2 separate regions of the Homo sapiens genome follow, and region 2 is linked to region 1. Evidence: chromatin loops called from intact Hi-C (ENCODE). Cell type or tissue: heart left ventricle. All regions are shown on one strand. Links, peaks and the distances in the headings refer to the core of each region. The heading gives the core; the rest is flanking DNA.

The links. Peaks named below come from ENCODE experiments on the same cell type or tissue, not always from the same donor. Only the 100,000 strongest peaks of a DNase experiment are listed, where the experiment ranks them.
Region 2: a loop joins it to region 1, with 2.0 times the contacts of the local background. A loop is called at or near these places in 6 of 110 quality-filtered maps.

Annotation. Positions count from the first base shown.
Region 1 is chr1:114,277,755-114,288,313 of GRCh38, forward strand. It overlaps the pseudogene MRPL57P1. Among named protein-coding and RNA genes, the nearest start is that of SYT6, 130 kb to the left of the region's middle. In heart left ventricle, for the core only: a CTCF peak has its summit at 5,253 (motif pointing left); a DNase peak (open chromatin) is centred at 5,237.
Region 2 is chr1:114,113,552-114,124,110 of GRCh38, forward strand. The region is part of intron 3 of SYT6 (synaptotagmin 6); the gene reads right to left. Among named protein-coding and RNA genes, the nearest start is that of SYT6, 35 kb to the right of the region's middle. In heart left ventricle, for the core only: no CTCF peak of the experiment used is centred there; a DNase peak (open chromatin) is centred at 5,080; H3K27me3 peaks cover 756 bases.

The DNA.
Region 1 (10,559 bases), core at 1,178-9,177:
AGCAGACTTCAAAGCAAGAAGAGTTATCAGTGTTAAAGAAGGGCATTATATAATGATAAAGAGGTAGATTTTCCTAGAAGGCATACAATTGTTAATGTGTGTGTGCCTAACAACAGTATCAAACTACCTGAGGCAAAAACTCACAGAATTGCAAGGAGAAATGGATGAATCTAATATTATAATTGGAGATTTCAACACCCCTCTATCAGGAATGAACATAACTAGTAGGCAGAAAATCAATAAAGACATAGTTGAATTCAACAATACCATCACCTGTAATCCCAGCAATTTGGGAGGCTAAGGCAGGAGGATCCCTTGAGCTCAGGAGTTCAAGGCTACAGTGAGCTATGATCACAACACTGCACTCCAGCCTGGGTGACAGAGTGAGACCCTCTCTCTAGAAACAACAACGACAACAACAACAAAAATACCACCAATCAACTGGATATAATGACCGTCTACAGACTACTCAGACGACTACATCCAACAACAGCAGAATACAGATTCTTCTCAAACTCACCTGGAACACTCACCAAGACAGACCACAATCTGGGTCATAAAACACAACTTAACAAATGTAAAAGAATAGAAATCATGCAATGCCTGCTCTCAGATCACAGTGGAATTAAACTAGAAATCAGTAATAGAAAGATCTCTGGAAAATCCCCAAATATATGGAGATTAAGCAGCACACTTTTTTAAAGTTATGATAAATAACTTTTACTTCATTTAAATGTCTTCATTTAGTAGTCAAATCCCAGAAGAAAATGCTATTTTTAGGAGAATGTGTAACTGAAGAACCTCACATTTCTATTTAAGTTTAGCCAGTTATTCTTGACAGAAGATAAGCAAACTAATGCATGATAAAGCCCCCATGAAGTTATCTCATACTTAAAAAAAAATCCCAAATTATACTTAGTAGCTTTATTGCAGCTTTCATCCAAAATGTGTTTTATATCATCTGTGACCCAGGAAATCCCTGATATCTTCCTGTCAGGGTAAAGAAATGAAAAACAATAGGACATTAATTATACTTTTAAGTATTCATCTGTTTAGAGCCCTAGATATTCCATATGCAGACCACTATGCTCACATTTGTTTTAATAAGACTCTGGTCCAAAGCCTCACATTTTTATAGCAGTTACAGTTTTTCAGCACCAGACCAGGTAAAGACATGGCAACCCCATGATCCACAAAATCAAGGAATGACGATGATTCAAGGTGACCATCAAGGTGTTGATGATTCAACAAGAAGATGACAACTTCTTGTTGACACTGAGATGACTGAGCTGGTTTATAACAAATCTATCTATACAGAGGCAACTTGGAAATATTGGCCGCTTTCACAGCCTCAAAGGGCTCTGCCAAGTGCACCTCAGCACTGCTGTACTCTTGTCCCACAGTCAGGTAGGGCATGCTCGGCCAGTAGTGTTTCTCCACATGGTTCACAGCTGCTGGTGCTTCCCTGATCCACTGCCTACCAGAAATGTGATTGCAGCAGAGGAGGGCAGTCAAGGACATGGTGCCTGCATCCACAGGAAGAGTCCCTAAACAACACGCTTCTAAATAACACATGGGTCAATGAAGAAATCTCAAAAGAAATTTAAAAATATTTTTAGCTAAGTTAAGAGGAAAACACATGAAAGCAGTGTTTAGAGGAAAATTTAGAGCATCAGATGCATGCATTAGAAAAGAAGAAAGATTTAAAATAGATCATCTGAGCTTCCACCTTAGGAAACCAGAAAAAGAGGAGCAAATTAAATTCAAAGTAAGCAGAAGGAAAGAAATAAATAGTAGAGCAGAAATCAATAAAATAGAAAATAGAAAATCAGTAGAGAAAGTTAATGAAATCAAAACCTTGTTCTTTGAAAGGATCAAGATCAATAAAATCAATAAGGCTCTGGCCAGACTAAGAAAAAAAGAGAAAGGGCACATACCAGAAATGAAAGAGGCAACATCACTACAGATCCTATGGCCATTAAAAGAATAATAAAGGAATACTATGAACAACTCTGTGCCCATAAATTTGATAACCTAGATAAAATAGATGAATTCCTTGAAAGGCACAATCTGCTAAAATTAATACAAGGAAAAATAGACAGTCTGAATAGGCCTATATCTATTAAAGAAATTGAGTCAATAATTATTAGCCTTCCAAAACAGAAAGCATCTGGTGCAGATGGTTTTACTCATGAATTCTACCAGACATTTTAAAGGAGAAATGATACCAATTCTGAACAATCTCTTTCAGAAGATAGAAGCAGAGGGAATACTTCCTAACTCAATCTATGAGGCCAGCATCACCCTAACACCAAAACTAGATAAAGACATTGCAAAACCAGAAAACTACATATCAATATCTCTATGAATATAAATGCAAAAATCTTCAACAAAATATCAACAAATTAATTCCAACAATGTATAAAAATAATTATACACCACAACCAAGTGGGATTTATCCCAGGTATACAGGCTGGTTCAACATTCAAAAATCAATTAATGTAATCCATTGTATCAACAGGTTAAAGAAGAAAAATTACACGATCTTATCAGTAGATGTAAAAAAAGCATTTGAAAAAACCCAAACCAATTCATGATAAACCTCTCAGCAAACTAAGAATAAAGGGGAATTGCCTCAACTTGATAAAAAAAAAAATCTACAAAAAGCCCTATAGCTAACATCATACTTAACGGTGACAACTAGAAGCTTTCCAAATAAGATAAAGAACAAGGCAAGGATGTTTCCTCTCACTATTCATTTTCAACATTGTATTTGAAGTCCTAGCTAGGGCAAGGAATTGATTCACAAGTGGTGGCACGCACTTCTAGTCCCAGTTACTTGGGAGGCTGAGGCGAGAGGCTCATTTGAGCCCTGGATATTGAGGCTTCAAGGCTTCAGTGAGCTACGATGGTGCCACTGCATTCCCTCTGGGGTGATAGAGCAAGAACCTGTCTCTACCAAAAAGAAAAAGAAAAGAAAAAAGTGGGCCACAGACCTTAACAGATGCCTCACCAAAGAACACATACAGATAGCAAATAAGCATATAAAACAATGCTCCACATTATATGTTATTGGGAAATGTAAATTAAAACAATGAAATACCACTACATACCTATTACAATGGCCAAAACCCAGAACACTGACAACACTGAGCGCTGGTGAGGATGTGGAGCAAAAGGACCTCTCATTCATTGCTGGTGGGAATGGGAAATGGTACAGCCACTTTAGAAGACAGTTTCGTACAAACTAAACATAATCCTCCCATACAATCCAGCAATCATGCTTCTTGGTATTTACTTGAAGGAGTTGAAAACTTATGTCCACACAAAATCCCGCACACAGATGTAGATAGCAGCTTTATTTGCAGTTGTCAAAAGCTGTCCTTCAGTAGGTGAGTGGATAAATAGACTGTGGTACATCGAGAAAATGAAATATTATTCAAGGCTAAAAATAAATGAGCTATCAAGTCATGAAAAGACATGGGTAAATTTAAATGTATATGACTAAGTGAAAGAAGTCAATCTGAAAAGACTACACATACTGTACATTTCCAACTATATAACAGTCTGGAAAAGACAAAACTATGGAAACAGTTAAAAAAAAGTGGTTGCTAGGGGTTACAGGGAGGGAGGGATGAATAGGTGGAGCACAGATAATTTTTAGGGCTGCGAAACTATTCTCTACGATATTATAATGGTGGATACATGTCATTATGCATTTGTCCAAACCCATAGAATGTACAACACCAAGAGTAAACTCTAATGTAAACTATGAACACTAGGTGATAACGATATGACAGTGTACTCTGGTGTACTCTGTATAGGGTGTACTCTGGTGGGGGATGTTGATAATGGGGGAGGCTGTGCATGTTTCGGGGAAGAAGGTATGGGATATTTCTGAGCCTTCCTCTCAGTCTTGCTGTGAACCTAAAACTACTCTTTAAAAAACTAGTCTTAAAATTAAAAAACAGGCCAGGTGCGGTGGTTCACACCTATAATCCCAGCATTTTGGGAGGCCAAGGAGGGTGTTTTAGTCTGTTCTCGCGCTGCTGATAAAGACATACCCGAGACTGGGTAATTTATAAAGAAAAAGAGGTTTAATGGACTCACAGATCCACGTGGCTAGGGAGGCCTCACAGTCATGGCAGAAGGTGAAAGGCACATCTTATATGGCAGCAGGAAAGAGAAAATGAGAGCCAAGCAAAAGGGGAAACCCCTTATAAAACCATCAGCTCTTGTGAGACTTATTCACTACCACGAGAACAGTATGGGGGAAACCGCCCCCATGATTCAATTATCTCCCACAACACGTGGGGATTATGGAAGCTACAATTCAAGGTGAGATTTGGGTGGGGACACAGCCAAACCACATCTCGGGGGTTGCAAGAATAGCCTGAGCCCAGGAGTTTGAGACCAGCCTGGGCAACATGGCAAAACCCCATCTCTACAAAAAATTAGCCAGGTGTGGTGGCATGCGCCTGTAGTCCCAGCTACTCAGGAGGCTGAAGTGGGAGGATCACATGAGCCCAGGGAGTTGGAGGATCACCTGAGCCTGGGGAGGTGAAGGCTGCAGTGAGCTGTGATCCCACCACTGCACTCCAGCCTTGACAACAGAGCAAGGCACCATGTCAAAAAACAAAGTGTGCCCAGGTCACACACACAAAAAAAACTGCACTGCCTCTGCCAGAAAGACATCAACTGTAACAATAATCTGATGATAATGATGATAGTAACAAGTAATAAACAGGTAAATAAGGGCAGCTACAGAGAGCAGAGTGCAAGGTAGAAGTGCTTAGGCCCTAATTTAGGCAGACCTGCCTCCACCACTGACACTGTGACCTCAGGCAAGTTCCTTAACTTCTCTCAGCTGCAGAGTCCTTGTCTGCATAGGGTAATAGTGAGGATAATAGGACCCCTCTTGCAAGTTTGTTTTGAGAGTTAGAAATAATATATGTAACATGCAGGACACAATCCCTGACAAATATTAGGTATTCAATCATGATAGCTCTAAAGCCGAAGTCGTAACTCTGAACTACTTCATACTTTTAGAGTTACCTACATTTGGATAGCAAAAATTTGTTGTTGTTGTTGTTGTTGTTGTTATTGTTGTTTTTAATGGCAGATCAAACAGCTGGTTGCTAGCCAGGACGATGGGAGAGAGTTCAAAACCGAGTACTGCTGGGAGGGTTGACAGTCCCTTGCAACTAAGGCCTTGGGACTCAAATGAGTGCTGGAGCTCCCCCTGCAGGCAGAGTTGGGTGTGTGTTAGTAGGATGTGGGTACAGCGTAAATGAGCCACACAGAGCCGGCTTAAAACCCAGCATGCTTCTCTGCTTGGTTTGTGTTTTTCTATTAAAAAAATAGTATTACTTATTCAGCCAGATTTGCACAACATTTGCTAAAATTACTATATTTACTATACTTATATCACTATATTTGATTAGATGGCACATGATTTAGAACGAGTTTTTTTAAATGCCAATTCTATGAGCTAAATAGCTAGCTTTCTCATTAACCTTGGGTATTAATCAGTGCTTTTTTTTTTTTTTTTTACCCATTTCTTGGCTTATCAGAACCCAGTTTTCCATCTCTCAAAACCACTTGCATTATTTCTATGTCACAAGTATGGAACAAGCATTTATTGAACACTAACTCTGTACAAAAACATTACACTAAAAGCTCAGGAGAACACAAAGAATATGGACGGATTCCTACCCGCTAAGACCTTTTAATGTAGTTGTGAAGACAAAATATACACATATGAAATGGTGAAGTCACGAGCAAGAAAATGATGACATGTGGGCTTGTCCATGCTAGGGCGCATATTCCACACAACTCTCCACCCCATTCCCAATACTTAGCACAGTTTATGGCACAGCATAGGGACTTAACAGGCATTTAGTGAAAAACTAAATAGCATGATGATGACAGAGAACAGGGAACAAATACTGAATGACTATAAGAGAAAACCACACTTTTCTGCCTCATTTTTCTCCTTAACATTTGCAACCTTCTAACACACTGTCATTTATTTCATCATTTGTCTCCCCTCTTTAAATGTGAGTGTTCTGAGCAGAGAGTTTGCCTGTTTTATTCACTGCATATCCACAGAACATAGGTTTGTGTCTGGAACATCATGGTCACCCAATATGTGTGTGTGTGTATATATATATATACACACACACGTATATATATACACACACACACACACACGCGTATATATATACACGTATATATACATACACACACATATATATATACACGTGTACATATATTGAGTGAATGAGTGAATAAATGAATATTTCAGCCATAATTTCTTAAGTATTTATACATAAGTGATATTGAGATTCCTGAAATCTTGTGGAATTTCAGTGTCAGGATTAACCACAGGATGAAATACCAAAAATGTACCGGGTGTTTGTTACAGCTTTGTTTATAATAATGACAAATTGGAAACAATTTAAAAGAAAAGAATGGCTATATTTAATATTACACCTCTATAATGGAATCTCTATAATGGAATGGCACATCTGTATAATGGAATATCATAATTCCATTAAATATAGCAACATCAATCTATATGCTTTTGGAAAGGTTGCTTTTTTTCAGAACAATTGTGGGGGGCTAGAACAGAAAAAAGTCTGGAGGGATTTACACAGAATGTTATCACCAGGTGGCAGAATTAAGAGTGGAATTTTCATTTCCTTCTTTAAGCCTTTTCATATTGTCTGATTTTTTAAAATAATAATGATATGCATGCATTATTTTAAAATCAGAAGAAAATAAAGGTATCTTTATTTTTGAAAAGACATTGTCTGGGGCTTCTGTCTTGCAACCATGCTGGGAGTGTGGAACGACCTGCCTGGGTTCCGATGTGGTCCTGTGCTCATCACCTTCCCACACCTGCTGCCCTGCACCATTCCCAGGGGCTCCTCTGTGACATAAATTTTAGTTGACCATAACTGATCCAGCTAGTCTGGGATTATCAATTTCAGATGGTGGTCAAATTTAACAGCTAGTGGTTATTACAGAGGGCTACCTTTCCATCTTTCTTCTTGATGAAGACTGCCCTGGATTGCCAACTAAACTTTCATCAGTGATAGCCTGTGAACCATTGTCTAAAGTCCTGACAGCAAGGTTCTGTGCCCCTATCTTCCACCCCTAAGGGATCAACTAGAGAGGCCCATCACTGTGTTGATAAGAGGAGAGTTAGAGAGAAGCTTTGGCAAGGATGAGTATGTCTTGGAAGTCACAGTAATTAGGGGTTGGAGGGAAACAAACCATATTCCCCTTACCAGGGGCTGTGCTGGTAACATTAAGTGTCTTGCAGGCTTATGGTAAAAGTTCCAAACAACAACTCCTTCATGCTGGTTCTGGTTTAATTACCAACATTTGGAACTAGAGGTGAAACTAGGTATTCTCCTTTAGAGGAGAATAGTGTATAGTGTTTGCTGGTCCAGAGATCTGAGATGGTGCAGCCAGTGGGAAGGAGGAATAGCATGGACTTTTGCAGTCAAGTTATTGACTTTGAAAAAGGTCTTAAATTTTCTGAACTTAGTTCTTTCATCCACAAAATTGTGTTATTGATATATACTTTACATCATTTTAATGAATACAGGAGATTATGTAAGATTATAAAATCCTAACTAGTGCATGGCACACAGTAGGCATTAAGCAAATGTTAATTCTTCTATCAATGTCTATTATGGCTATTAAGAAAAGGGGAGAGGGACAAGATATTGAGATCCCACTAAGTGCCAGGCACTCTCCTGAATCCTGTGCTTACATCATGTTCTCACAACTCGGTATTACTGTGCAAATACCCACTGCACAGATGAGGCCCACAACAGCTAAGTGACTTGCCCAAGATCACGGCAACATGTGACAGAGCTGGTGTTCGAGTCCAAATCTGTCTGCTCCCAAATCCCATTTCTATAAACTATATTTAAGTTGTTCTACTTAGAATAAATTGTATGAGGTCCCGTTATTTTCTGGAGGGAGAAGTGCCAACCCTCTAAGTAGGTGTGGTCAAAGTCCAATTTTACATTAGCCATGAAGTTCTCTCCCATTATTCAGCTGGGGACTGAATATAAGTAAATAATGCTTGATAATAACAGTAGCTCACATTTTTTGACAACTTACTATGTATCAGGCCAAGTGCATTAGACTATAGGATTCTCATTTCATTTTCAAGAAGTCCAAGAAGTGGGCATTATTATTATCCTCATTTTACAAATGAGAAAACGGACATACAATGAAGCTAAGTAACGTGTCCAAACAGCAGAGCCCGGTTTGAGCGACTCGCCACTGAACTACCCACCACCCTGGAAAGATGCATCTTGAGGCAAGGAGCTGGTAGCCAGCCATGCAGTTCTCCCTCTGAATTCCTCTAGGAACTAAGCAGCACCTGTTCACAAGGTCCCAGGGGTGCCCATTCTCAGAGGTCTGTTCTCACTCCTCACCTTCTGAGACCCAGAGGTGGTGGTGAAAGCCCCTAACCTGTGAGGAAGAGGCTCATCCCTAGGTTTGGCCTTACAAAGACAGCAAAGGGCCAGGTCATTGGGAGCCTCTGAACTTGGGGTCAAGGCAAGCAGCAGGCTCAGAGGCCAAGGAAGGGAGCCCAGCAGGGGAGGCTGCAGGAAAAAGAATTTGATTGAGGCAAGATTTATTCACATGCTCTAAAGGAACATTTCTTAAACTTTCTGCGACCATGACTCACCAAGCAACACTGTTACATGTGGAGTAGCTATGCAGATTTTCTTCCACCAAAAGAAAAATCATTGTCAGATTAAGAAAAGACACAAACAAAAATAATACATATGGGCGACAGGAAACTTTATAAGTTAAATTTCACAACATGAAGAAAAGATTTTATAAAACTACATTTCAGTATTTTCCACTATTGTACAGTATAAAATGGTTATTTGTTATAAAATATGATTTATTTTTGCAAAGGCTCACAGCACACAGGACAGCTTTTCAGAGAACATCAGCATTCTGATAGTGTTGTTTAAGAAATGCAGCTTGTAAGTGAATAAGCAACAAGCCCTTGATCTTAGGTCTATACACACTAGCCACCTGGTTCTGATGCAGGACAGGCAAGCCCCAAAATTGGGGCTTAGCCCAAGGTTTTTGGCCCCATCCAGGAAAGAATTCAAAGGTGAGCTGGTGGTGTTAAACAGCAGCTTTTATTGAAGCAGCAGTGTATAGCAGCAGCAGCGAAGCAGGACTACCCCACAGGCAGTGTGTCCAGAGTAGCAGCTCAGAGGCAGTTCTGCCATCATTTTCGTACCCACTTTCAATTATATGCAAAGTAAGAGGCAGTTTATGCAGAAATTTCTAGGATGAGGGTAGTAGCCTCTGTGGAGTTGTCACCACAGCAAGGGGTGATAACTTTCAGGTGTTGCCATGGCAATGGTAAGCTGACATGGCATACTGGTTTTCATGTCTTATGGAGAAGTGCTTCCACACTGCACCTGTTTTAGGTAGTCCTCAATTTGGTCCTGTGTCTGAGCCCCACCTCCAGAGTCTAGTCCCACCTGCTACCTCAGTTCTGCCCAAATGACAGTGAATATTAACTTAAAGGTCCGAGACTTGTTAAAGCAGTGCTAGGTCCCTAAAACAGAGGCCTTCAATTTTTTAAAAAATCATATAACCGTAGCAGCAAAAATGTTGAACATACACTCCAATATAGTGTATTTACTTATCTATATTATTATCTTATTATATTGATGCATTTCTATTATTAGCCAATGTCTCAAGGCTTCATATACACTTAGGATGAGGTTTATCACAAATGCCAATGGAAGTAAAGGCACTGTCCCCTTGATAACTTCTAAACTTGTTTTTGTCAACATCTTGTCTGATCTGATTAGATTGTTATGGTTTCTAACCTCATGATATGTCTGACAATGAGCTTCTTTTGAATTAGGGACAGTGCCATTTTCTTGTTGTTTATTTGCATTTGCATTGTGGGTGTTATCATCACACTCCTTTCTTTGTAGAGCTCTTCTTAAGCCACTCTGTTTTGTGAGGATTTGTTTAGTTAAGACTAAATAATCCAATTTGCCCATCCTCTCAAGTGGCACGAATAAGCTACAATACTCTGAAAGCCAATGAGCGACTCGTCAAACTGTAACACTCAGTGTTCCTCAGGATACCCCTTGAGGTCTGTATGTGACATGGGAGCAACAGACAGACCAAGCAAGCATGCATGCATCAACCTGTATATTAAGTGAAGCTTAATTCTTTTCGCATTTTTAGATAAAACATTAGTAGCAGACACCTCAATATTTGCTTCCCATTTCCCCAGCATATCATTCTGCATTCTCTGGGCTGCCCACTCCCCACTTTGAGATATTAGAGGCAGTATCTTTATAAGACTCTTAGGGTCTATGTGTGTGGGTAGATTTATGGGGTTTTGATCCCCCTGAAAAGAGACTTCAAATCTTGCATGATGGCAACAAAGACTTCTTTGGAGAGACTCTGAAAGGGAAAGGAGTGACACACAAGATTTTCCATCACCCTCCCTTGAACCAGCCCCAGGGACAGCCTCTAAC
Region 2 (10,559 bases), core at 1,106-9,105, 160 kb before region 1:
TGGCCCATCCATCCACCCAGTTGCTCAAGCCAGAAATGAGACATCTTTGTGGACATCTGCCTTCCTCTTTTGGATTTAGATCATCATCAAGCCCTGATAATTCTAACTCCAAATTCCATCTCAAGTCCACCCACCTCTCTCCATCTCCAGTGCCACACGGAGGCCAAAGCCTACCCCCCTGCCAGCATACAGCCGCCTCCTATCTGCCTTCCCTGCTTCCCTTGCTCTCCCGCCCCATTCTCCACACAGCAGCCAGAGTGCTCTTCCCCAGATGGAAAATGGATTGTACCACTCCTTGTTTAAAACCTCCAATGGCATCCCCTTTCACTAGGAATAAAAACAAAAGCACTTATCAAGATCTACAGGGCCCTCCACGAACGGGGCTGACTCTTCAGCCTCCCCCCGTGCCAGGGCTCTCCTCACAGGCTTCCTCAAATGCCCCAGGCTCTTCCTGCCCCATGACTTTGCACTTTCTCTTCCTCTGATTGACCGTTCTTTCCCCAGCTCTTCACATGGCAGAGACCCACTCATCTCAGGCCACTTCCTCCAGCGCCTCCCTCTGCTGCCAACTGTGTTCCCGAAGGACAGATCTGGGTCTGTTTTGCCAGGGCCAGGACAAGGGTGAGGCAAAGCAGGTGCCCAGGTACAAAAGTGAAGGAAGTGCTCACTGTCAGGTTCATGCATGTATCCAAGAGTGAGTGTCCCCTTCCATTCTGCCCCCTGGGTACTTCACTCGCCTCACCCTAATCTCAACCTCATATTTTACTCACCACTGTATTCTCAGTACTGAGCACGGTGCCTGGTGTATAACAGATGCTGACAAGTATTTGTTGAATTAATGAGCAACTCAGCTTTGTGGGGCTCACCTGGTTAAGGTGGCAAAATGAATGGGTGACAAGAGTAGGCCCTTGCTTAACCTCAGCCTCAGCCTCTGGTCTCCCCAGGAGGGTTGCTGTGGTTATTGAGATGGTGTCAGGGTGGAGCCTCATAGGTGTTCCTCAGCGGGTGGGCTGAATATTCCCTGCATTAGAAGCTTGGGAGGTGGAGACTTGATTCCTGAGCTGCGCCCAAGATCTACTGAGTCATCATCTCTGGAGGCGGGGCCTGGATGTTTGCATTATTGACAGGCTTCCCAGATGAGTGTTACATAGCCTCAGTTCGTGATATAAGGCGAGAGATTCTGAGGTTGCCCCAGGTCAGACCCTATTAGAATCTCTGTGACATGGAACATGTCCTAATGCAACTGAAGTCATTAAATATCAGAGCTGCCAAGCAAAAGTTAAGGCATAAAAGGCCTCTTCTCTTTTTTTAGGCACAAGCAAGGGTTCTGAAGGATCGAAGCCATGTGGGCTGCTGGACTGGTCCTGGCCCTCACCACTTACTTCCCTTTGCCTTTTTCCTGTGCACCACATGGCACACTGGGTATATTTTAGAAAGAAGCTGCCTTATCCAAATTTACAGGGTTTAAGAAAATTAGGTATTAAGCAAAGACAGTGTTTCAAAGATATCTGACACCACTCTGTAAATATTCCTTATTGCCATAGATCTCCAAGGATGTGTTCCTGACCAATAAGATCAGCATCACTTGGAACTAATCAGAAACACAAATTCTTGGGCCCTACCCTCACCAGAAGGCAGGGCCAATAATCTATGTTTAACATGCCCCAGGGAAGTCTCAGGAACTGACAACCATTGCTTTTGTCTAGTTGGAAGAACCAATTGAACACGAATACTCTGGACAGGATTTTGAAGTTTCTTCCACTTCTTTGAATCTATTTATTTTGGTGATTAAAGCCAAAGTCAAGAGAGGAGGAGATTAACAGTTATGGAGCATCTACTAGTTTGTAGGCACTATGTTGGGTACTTAACACTTTTTTTTTTTTTTTTGAGTGTCTCGCTCTGTCGCCCAGGCTGGACTGCAGTGGTGCGATCTCGGCTCACTGCAACCTCGGCTTCCTGGATTCAAGCAATTCTCCTGCCTCAGCCTCCCGAGTAGCTGGGATTACAGGTGCATGCCACCATGCCGGGCTGATTTTTGTATTTTTGGTAGAGACGGGGTTTTATCATGTTGGCCAGGCTGGTCTCAAACTCCCGACTTCATGATCTGCCCGCCTCGGCCTCCCTAAGTGCTGGGATTACAGGCATGAGCCACTGCACCCAGCTCTTAACACATATTACGTTCATTTTACTCATACTCTATGCCTGGGAGGAGCGCATAATCATCTCTACATTGTACTGAAACTCATAGAGGTTAAATAACTTGCCTAGGGTCTCATGTGCTAAGCTTGGCTTTGGACTCAGGTTTGTTGACTCTGAAGGTGTTGCTCTTCTCCTCCATCCCACCCAGCCTCCTCTGGGACTGTCCATGCTCCACCCCACTCCACCCCACCTTCTGTCCCTGGTTATTGAGGGTTAGGGCTGCCGAGGACCGTGTAGGTTTTGAAGGTGAAATTTCTTGGTGTTCTGGAAGCAAGAAGCATGAGAGAGAAAGCTCTGAGACTTAGAATATTACCTCCCTTCTGCCTGCCCCCACCTGCCTCTCTTGAAAGAAGATGAATGGATGGTGTCACCCTGCGTTACAGACTATGAGAGGATACATCCTGCTCACTTAAACCTGCTAGTGCAGCACCCTGGCCTCAGCCCGTCATTTCTCACGAAAGTCACCTGTTAAGTCATTCTCTCACCAAGTGCCAAACTGCTGCAGCAGACACTGCCTCAGGGGAAGGAGGGAGGGGGAGAAGCTAGGCCAGCAGGGGCAGAACCCCTGGGCCAAAATTCTTGTCCCCAACGCGGCAGTTCAGTGGAAGAACCCCGGGCCCTCTCTGCACAGATCTTTGTACCTGAGGTCTCTGGGGAGCAGCCACCAGGACTGGGAGGAGGAAACCCACATATGAAAAAGTTTTGAGCCAGTGAAGTGTTTCCCCTGTCTCCTGTAAAGGTGTAGTTATATTCCTCACTGTTATTTCCTTGCTTCCTTAGGTCTTGAGGAAGGGTGAGGAGATGGTCTGTGATCTCTACAGGCTTCTTGGGAGAGTTGAAGGTGTCAGATCTCAAAATTCATTCCCTTGGTGCGGGATATTTAAGGATCAGAGCAAAGCAACTCCCATCACATGCCACTAGGAAGCAAGAGGCCCCAAGTGATCAGCCAACTTACCCAGTCCCAGCTTCCCAGCAAGACCACATTCAGCTTAACAATCAATGCCTCTTTTCCAGTGTTCCACCCCCGCCCGGAACTCAGGAAGTCCCCCCAAATGGCTGACCCAGTTCCTGGGGCATCTATGCCTTCCCTCCTAGTTCCCACCTACTATTACATCATAATTTAGAGGTTATGCCTTCTAAGACTGTATCAGTTTTGACTCCACCTTCTCTTCACCAAAACCAAGAACCTTCCCTTGGCCTCATGTTTTAGGCATTTTGGTGGCCTTCATCTAGACCCACGACTAATCATCAACGAAGAACTCCTGATTCATGATTCCAGAAGGGAAGAACCATGAGTCTGCTACAGGAGTTTTAGTATAAACAGTTCCAAGGAGCGATGCATGGAGTTGGGCACAGAACCTGGGGTTCGAATCCCTGCCCTGCTGCTTTCCAGCTGTGTGACTGTAAAACTCACTGAAGGTCTCTGACCCTTTCTGATGATGGGCAGTATTGTCATGCTTGAGGTGGCTACCTGTGAAGCAGGTGCCTTTCGCCCTGATTTACAGGCATAAGAGGAAACCACGGGGAGAGCACGGCCAGCTGCTAGTAGGAAAACCGAGACGTGCATATAGCAAGAATACAATCTGTTTGTAAGCCTTTCATTCTCCTGCCACATGGAGGCAGGTGGTGGCACTAAGCCCACTGGGTGTGCAGTCCCCACTGCCTGCCTGGTGGGCTGAGGGGCCAGGTGTGCCCCATGGATGTCTAAGTCAGCAAAAGTTGGAGGAAGAGGCAGCTGCCTTGGAGTTGTTCCTGGGTAGAGGGTGGGAACGACACATCTTCTAGCCTGGATTTCAGAGGCCCCAGCTCCTGCCTGCAGGGCCCCATGGAAGCTGAGCTGATTTGCTGGCTCTTTCTTCCCTCCCAGCCCTGGGCTTCCCTACCCAGCAGCGCCTTCAATCAGTAGGATTGGGGAGGGCATCCTGTGTCTTCTCAGGCTCCAGTTCAGATGTTCCCAGTAAGAGAACTTAAGGGAAAAATTAAGCTGGCTCTCAGAGGTCTGGGTTCAAATCCCGGTTCTGCTGCGAATCAGTAGAATGATATGGGGCAAGTCACTGTGCCTCCCTGAGCTGTGCATCCTCAGCCGTAAAATGAGAGCATTGTACCAGATGACCTCACCTCCTCATTAGTAAAATAGGGTGAACCGTGAAGCCCAATGAGTGTATGCACTGAAGACGCCTCACAGGGATCTAGTGCAGAGCAAACTCTTCAGACACTTTCGGGCCCCTTCCTGTTCCATCCTGCTGTGGAGCGGCCTCTGGCCGCTAGTGGGTTGGCTTCAGCCATCTCCAAACTGCATCCTGACAATGCCTCACTGGAAGGAGAAGCAAGCGGTGTGGGAGAGGGGGACAGGAAGGAGGGAGCATGGGGCCAGGATCCCAGAGATTTCCCAGGAAGTACAGAGCTCTTTGCTGGGAGGTTGCTATAAACCAGGCCCCAGGCCTCCCTTCCCCCTGCTCACCCAGGAGCACGATGATAAAGCGCCAAATTAGCTCCATTATTGTAACTCCTCCAAAAATTACAGGCCGCATGTTCTGCCAGAGCCAGCTAATGTCTCTCATTGGTAAGCAGGTGACACTAATAGTTATTTCCTCCCTTCCAGGCACCAAGTGCAGAGTGGCAGAAACAGAGTGAGGCTCAGGCTGGGAGGAGAGAGGCCCAGGGAGAAGCCGAGGCACTGGACGGCCCTGGTGCCAGGGGTCGCCTGAGTGCCACAGCAGAAGTTTGCAGATCCTCCCTTTGGCTTAAACTGCCTCTTTGCACTGTATGAACCTGGAGACCTCCCTGCTCAGGAATGGCGCTGCCTGGCATCTGGGGAGGCCACAGCACGCAGGCCATGCCAGGCCCTCCGGCGGGGTGTCCCTGGGGCTCCTGCTGCTGCTGCAGAGGGGCCTGCTGCTCCCCGGCTGTCCCCGCGGCTCAGGTTCCTTCTCCCAGGCGATGCCCAGCTTTCTCTGGCTTCCCACACAGCAGTCAGCATTTCCTCTCTCACCTCTTCCATCCTCCCCCACCCCCATCTGCCTCTCCTCTCACACCAGACAGAGCCATCTCCTGTCGGTGTCAGCTGAGGCAACGCTTCCTCAAGGGGGCAGGGTCCCAAACGGGAGTGGAAATAGCCCATTCCCAGGCATACCCAGGCCCCTTTCTTCCAGGTCCAGCAGCGAGAAATCACAGATTCCTGGACCTGGGGTGGCTCCTATGTCTCCGTGATCACTGCCCTCCGTGCACACCATTGTTCTGCAGGGCATCCAGCAACTCAGTCCCAGCCCAGTCCTTCCTAGAGATAAAGGTGGGAATCGGGTCGGCCTGACGTCTCTCTTTAAAGGATTCCCAGCCAAGCCCCTTCTGCAGTTAGTAGTTGAAGTGTAAAGCCCTCTCTGGTGATCACTGTGAGAACTCAAGGGTCCCAAGAGATTACAGGCCCCTGTTCATTTCACATATCAGAAAACAGAGGCTTGGAAGGGCTGTGTGCCCCTGGTGATTCTACTTGGAGTTTTCCAGCTCCCAGGCTAAGCTGGAATCCCTTTCTCTTACTTTCCAATTCCATCCCACAAGTATAAATTGAGTACCTACTGGATGCAAGGCCAGGGTTCAGGGCTCCAGGGCACATGGACAGTCCCAAATTCCAGGAACTACCTACCTCTAACACTGGATGACGATAAGGAAGAACTTTAAAGATACTACACATAGCTGGCATTCATTGAGCACTTGCTGTGTGCCGATGGGCACTTGGCTGAGATTTGTGTGAATTCTCTTCTTTAATCCTCACAATAACCTTATGGAAAAGGGTTATTTTTACCCACACTTTACAGATGAGAGAACAAGCATGGAGATATTACGTTAAAGAGTGGGGAGATATGGCTTGAACCCAGGCAGCCAGACCCCAGGGTCTACCTCAGCCACCATGCCAAGCCAGCTTGGTTTTCTGAAAGGTTGTCCCTGAGAATTGTTCACCCAATGCTTCTGGAGCTCTGACTGAGCAGGGTTTGACGGGGCTTTACACATTCTCTCAGTAACTTGTTTTCAAAAACCTCTCTCAGGCCGGGCACGGTGGCTCACGCCTGTAATCCCAGCACTTTGGGAGGCGGAGGCAGGCGGATCACGAGGTCAGGAGATCGAGACCATCCTGGCTAGCACAGTGGAACGCTGTCTCTACTAAAAATACAAAAAATTAGCCAGGCATGGTGGCAGGCACCTGTAGTCCCAGCTACTCGGGCGGCTGAGGCAGGAGAACGGCCTGAACCTGGGAGGCGGAACTTGCAGTGAGCCGAGATCGCACCACTGCACTCCAGCCTGGGCGACAGAGAGAGACTCTGTCTCAAAAAAAAAAAAAAAAATCTCTTTTAAAGATTCTCATGTATTTGTCAAAACAAATTTGTGAGCTAGGTTTTATAATTACCCCCACTTTGCAGTTGAAAAACCGAAGGCATAGAGGTGTTGATGAGGTCTCAGAATTCAAAGACCACACTATGATCTCTCCTTGTGATGGTGTTCACTGTGTGATGCCCTCGGTAGAAAATTTCCTCTTGTCTTAGAACCAGGAATAGCTTAGTGTTTCCTAAGCCTCTGGTTTGTCTTTACTTAATGGACGCTGAATTCTGTGACTATCTTTCCCTTATTGTGTTATCTGCCAGAATGCTTCAAGTCAGTTGTGTGGCAGGTTTGGAGGGCAGGGCGTGCACATTGTGTAGGGGACTCGCTGGATTCCAGAATTTCACATTCTTTCACTTATTTTTTTGCTACTCTTTAATGATGTTTCAAACTTATTTTTAATCTTGTCGCATGTCCTATGAGCTAGCTAAATCTTTTCTGGAGCAACACAAAGTGACAAGCAAAATAAATAAACGTTTTTATTACTTGCTGTGCAACCTCAGATAATTCACTTAGTCTCTCTTAGCTTAATTTTCTCTATCTACAGAATTAGGATAATTCCTCCTACCTGCTGAGGATTAAGTGAGACAATGTGTGCAAAAAGGCTCTGTAAATTCAACAGTGGTATATAAAGGCAAGGTGACTTGTTACCAATATTGTTGTTATTAGTAACAAGATGGGGTCCCTGCCCCTGGGGCACCTGCACTCAGGGATTGGTAAAGAGGGTGTGGCTGGCTAGGACCCCCTCCTACGTCACTGGAAAGACACCCAGGGTTGTGTGGCTTGAAGGAGCTGCTGATGCTGCCCTGGCTGGAGAACAGAGCTGCATCAAACCTCACGCTGTCCGTGCCTAGAGGCAGGGCCTTCATTGAAGCTGTCCCTACCGCCCTGCCCACTGGGCAGCTAACTGGCCAGAGAGGGACAGGCGATGTCTCCATAGCCACCAAGGCCCCCAGGGGGAGGTTGGCAGTCCCTGTGAGGTTGTAGGACTCTCCAGAGAGTCTTCTGGGATCTCAACCTCATCATCTGAGAAGACCATGGCCCCTCCTACTCCTAACATCTCAGAATGCTCAGGGACTTGCTGATATGAGATGGGCAGTGGCCTTGGTCTTTGGTGAGAAGGCTGGCTTGGGGCCTGCCAGATCTTCAGGCCTGTCCTCACTATCCCTCCTTGGAGCCTTGGCCCTGCACACCTCGCACTCTCCTCCCTCCTGTTCTTCACTCCACATCTTCCCTTCTTTCCAGCATTCCTCCAAAATGCCTTAATCCTGAACATTTGCAGGCCCAACCCAGCCAGTGCATCAACCCCTCACAGCCTCCATGGTAGTCCTCTCCCTTCACTGCATTCACATTGTTTTCTAAGCAACAGGAGGACCCTGGGGCTCATCGAAATGGGAGTTGCAGTATTCTTGGGAGAATGGGCTTATAGTGAAACGTATTTTTTGTGGCTTTCTGTATTTTCTAACTTATCTAAAATAAGAATGTAATACTTTACCTTGAGGCAAAGAAGGGTAAAATATATTAGTTATATAGTGTGTAAGGAAAATGATATCAGTTTTGGTTCTCTGCTCTATCATTTTAAAACTGTGTGACTTCAAGGAATTGCCTCAGTTTCCCCATCTATAAAATGGAAATACTGATATCTTCCTATATTGAGGTTAAATGAGAACACGTCTTTGGAAATTTACTTATAAACACATTAGTTATTGTTGTTGTTAGATTCAAGAGCAATAAACCATGGCAAGAACCTAGGAAGGCCCTTGTCTCATTGAAATTGTATTGCACCCTAGTCACAGCCCTGTGGTAGAGATTGTTGTCCACATTTGGCTAAGGGGGAAAGCGAGAGGTGAAGTGGTTTGACAGGCCACACAGTGGAGCCACCTTCAAGCCCCAGCCTCCTGACTCCAACTCTTGCTTACCTGCAGGCTCTTGGGGCCTGGAACCAAGTCTGCCGTTGGATCCGTGCCCCTTGCAGGGTCTCATGGATCCTGACTGACAGCGCAGAGCTGACTGCGTGGCCTTGAAGGTGCTGCACCATTATCAGGGCCTCAGCTTCCCTGTGAGTGAAATCTTTGTTCTCCCTTCTCAACACATGAGAGATGCAACCTGACATGGAAGTGGTTTGGGTTTTATTATAATCACACTTAAGGTTATTCCTAAGCGCATCATCTTCAGGCTGCAAGGTCTCCTCGAAATTCTTTTCCAAACAGAATTTCTTAGCGGAACCAAAAAATGTCCCTCTCTTGGGGACTGGAGTCCTCCAGGGGGAGGAGGGTTGACAGAAAGCCAATCAAACAAGATGGAACAGGAATGAGCACTTTGCTGCTTCCCTGGCGTGTGATGGACACAGCATGTACATTTGTGTGTGTGTGTGTGTGTGTGTGTGCGCGCACATGAGCATATGCACACACACACGTGGGGCTGCCTGGGGTCTGGCCAGACTCAGGGTGGGTGGCAGAGGGCTCTGCTGAGATTCTACTTCCCTATCTCTTGCAGGAGGCAGAGAGGAGCGCAGCCAGAGTTTCTCTGGTAAAAATTCTCCAAATAGGGTTGGGGGAATACTTTCCTAGGGAACACCCACTCCCTAAAAAGAGCTGGATGGCTGCCTGCACTTGGATAGGATTCACTAAAAACGCCCTTTCAGCAGGAGTTGGAGTTACAAAGGCCTTCACTGCCAGCCTTTCCCCCTGGCCTCTTTTTCTCCACAAACCTACCAAAAAGGCCCAGCAGCACCAAGAAAGGTTGGTTCTCAAAATTTTCCCCATCAAAGTCACCTTGAGCCCTAATCCCCTACTTTCAAAATGCCTGTCCGGGCCCTGCCCGCCCAGCACAGCTTGTCAGCATTAGAATCCTGACTCACACCTCCTTTTCTCCGGGGCCCGCGAGGCACTCTGAGCTTGGCTGTTCCGCGTGCCCTCCTTCCTGCCTTTTTGCTTCCAGCTGACTTTCAGCTAGTTCCTCTGATGTATTGATCCTGTGAGGGGCTGGGCAGGGCTCCCGGCAGTGTCTCACAGGGCCCTGCAGGAGTGACTCAGCTGGAGATGGCTCTGACAATGTGGAGGAGGCATTTTCAAGCAGGTGCCTCAAGTCACAAAGCTAGCCCTGTCCCCAACTTCTCAAGAAGGGAAATGCTTATCATGTTGTCATGACACACCACCAGAGCTGTTTTTTTCTCTCTGGAAGTTGGACTGTTCCTAGCACATGGTCCAATGTGTCACTACAGAGATGTGAGTCAACCAAAGGCTCGAGGAGGGATGGACTCACCCTGGGAAAGAGCCCCAGGCCAGTGCTGTTCCCATGCATGTGGGTGCAGGGGTGGCTCAAGGGGCTGTCCTCTCCCCTCTCCTTCTACAAAGCAGTGACCTCTTTTATTCAAACAAAGTGCAAAGCCTTTTGGGGGCAGCAGAGAGGAGCCCTGGAGAAGGCTGGCAGGTGGCCAGGGTGGCTGAAGCTGGACCCTCTGTCTCTCCCCCTGCACATTCTCCGTCTTTCCTTTTGGGTTTTCTTTCTGGTTCTAGGTGCTCCTTCATGTTCTGTCCCTGCATTCTCTTTAAAGCTCCAACTCAAGTGTAGACCCAACCCTGCTCCTGGTTCCCATCACATCCCTGAAAGAGCCTGGTAATATAAAAAAGAACTTCTTCAAATACTAAGGGTGAGCAAAAGGAAATAACCACAGACAAAGCAAACAACACTGCCTCAGGGTCTCCAGCCCCAGGTGGCCAGGACACTTGCACAGGCCCCTCCCCGGCTCTTTCCCTGGCAGCCCTCTGCCTGTCCCTGTGGAGTGGCATCCTCTGTTTTATGGACATTTACCTCTAACACTCTGTCTCTTTTCTGGCTGAGACCCCATCCGGCTGGGGCCTCCTTCTCATTTTGAATGGAAGGACTGGTTCATTCTCAGGAGACTTGCAGAACTGGGAGGGTTGAGATAGAAGTGGCTTCCCCCTTCCTATCTCAGGTGGCAACTCCACCCAAGCCCTAAGGAGGGG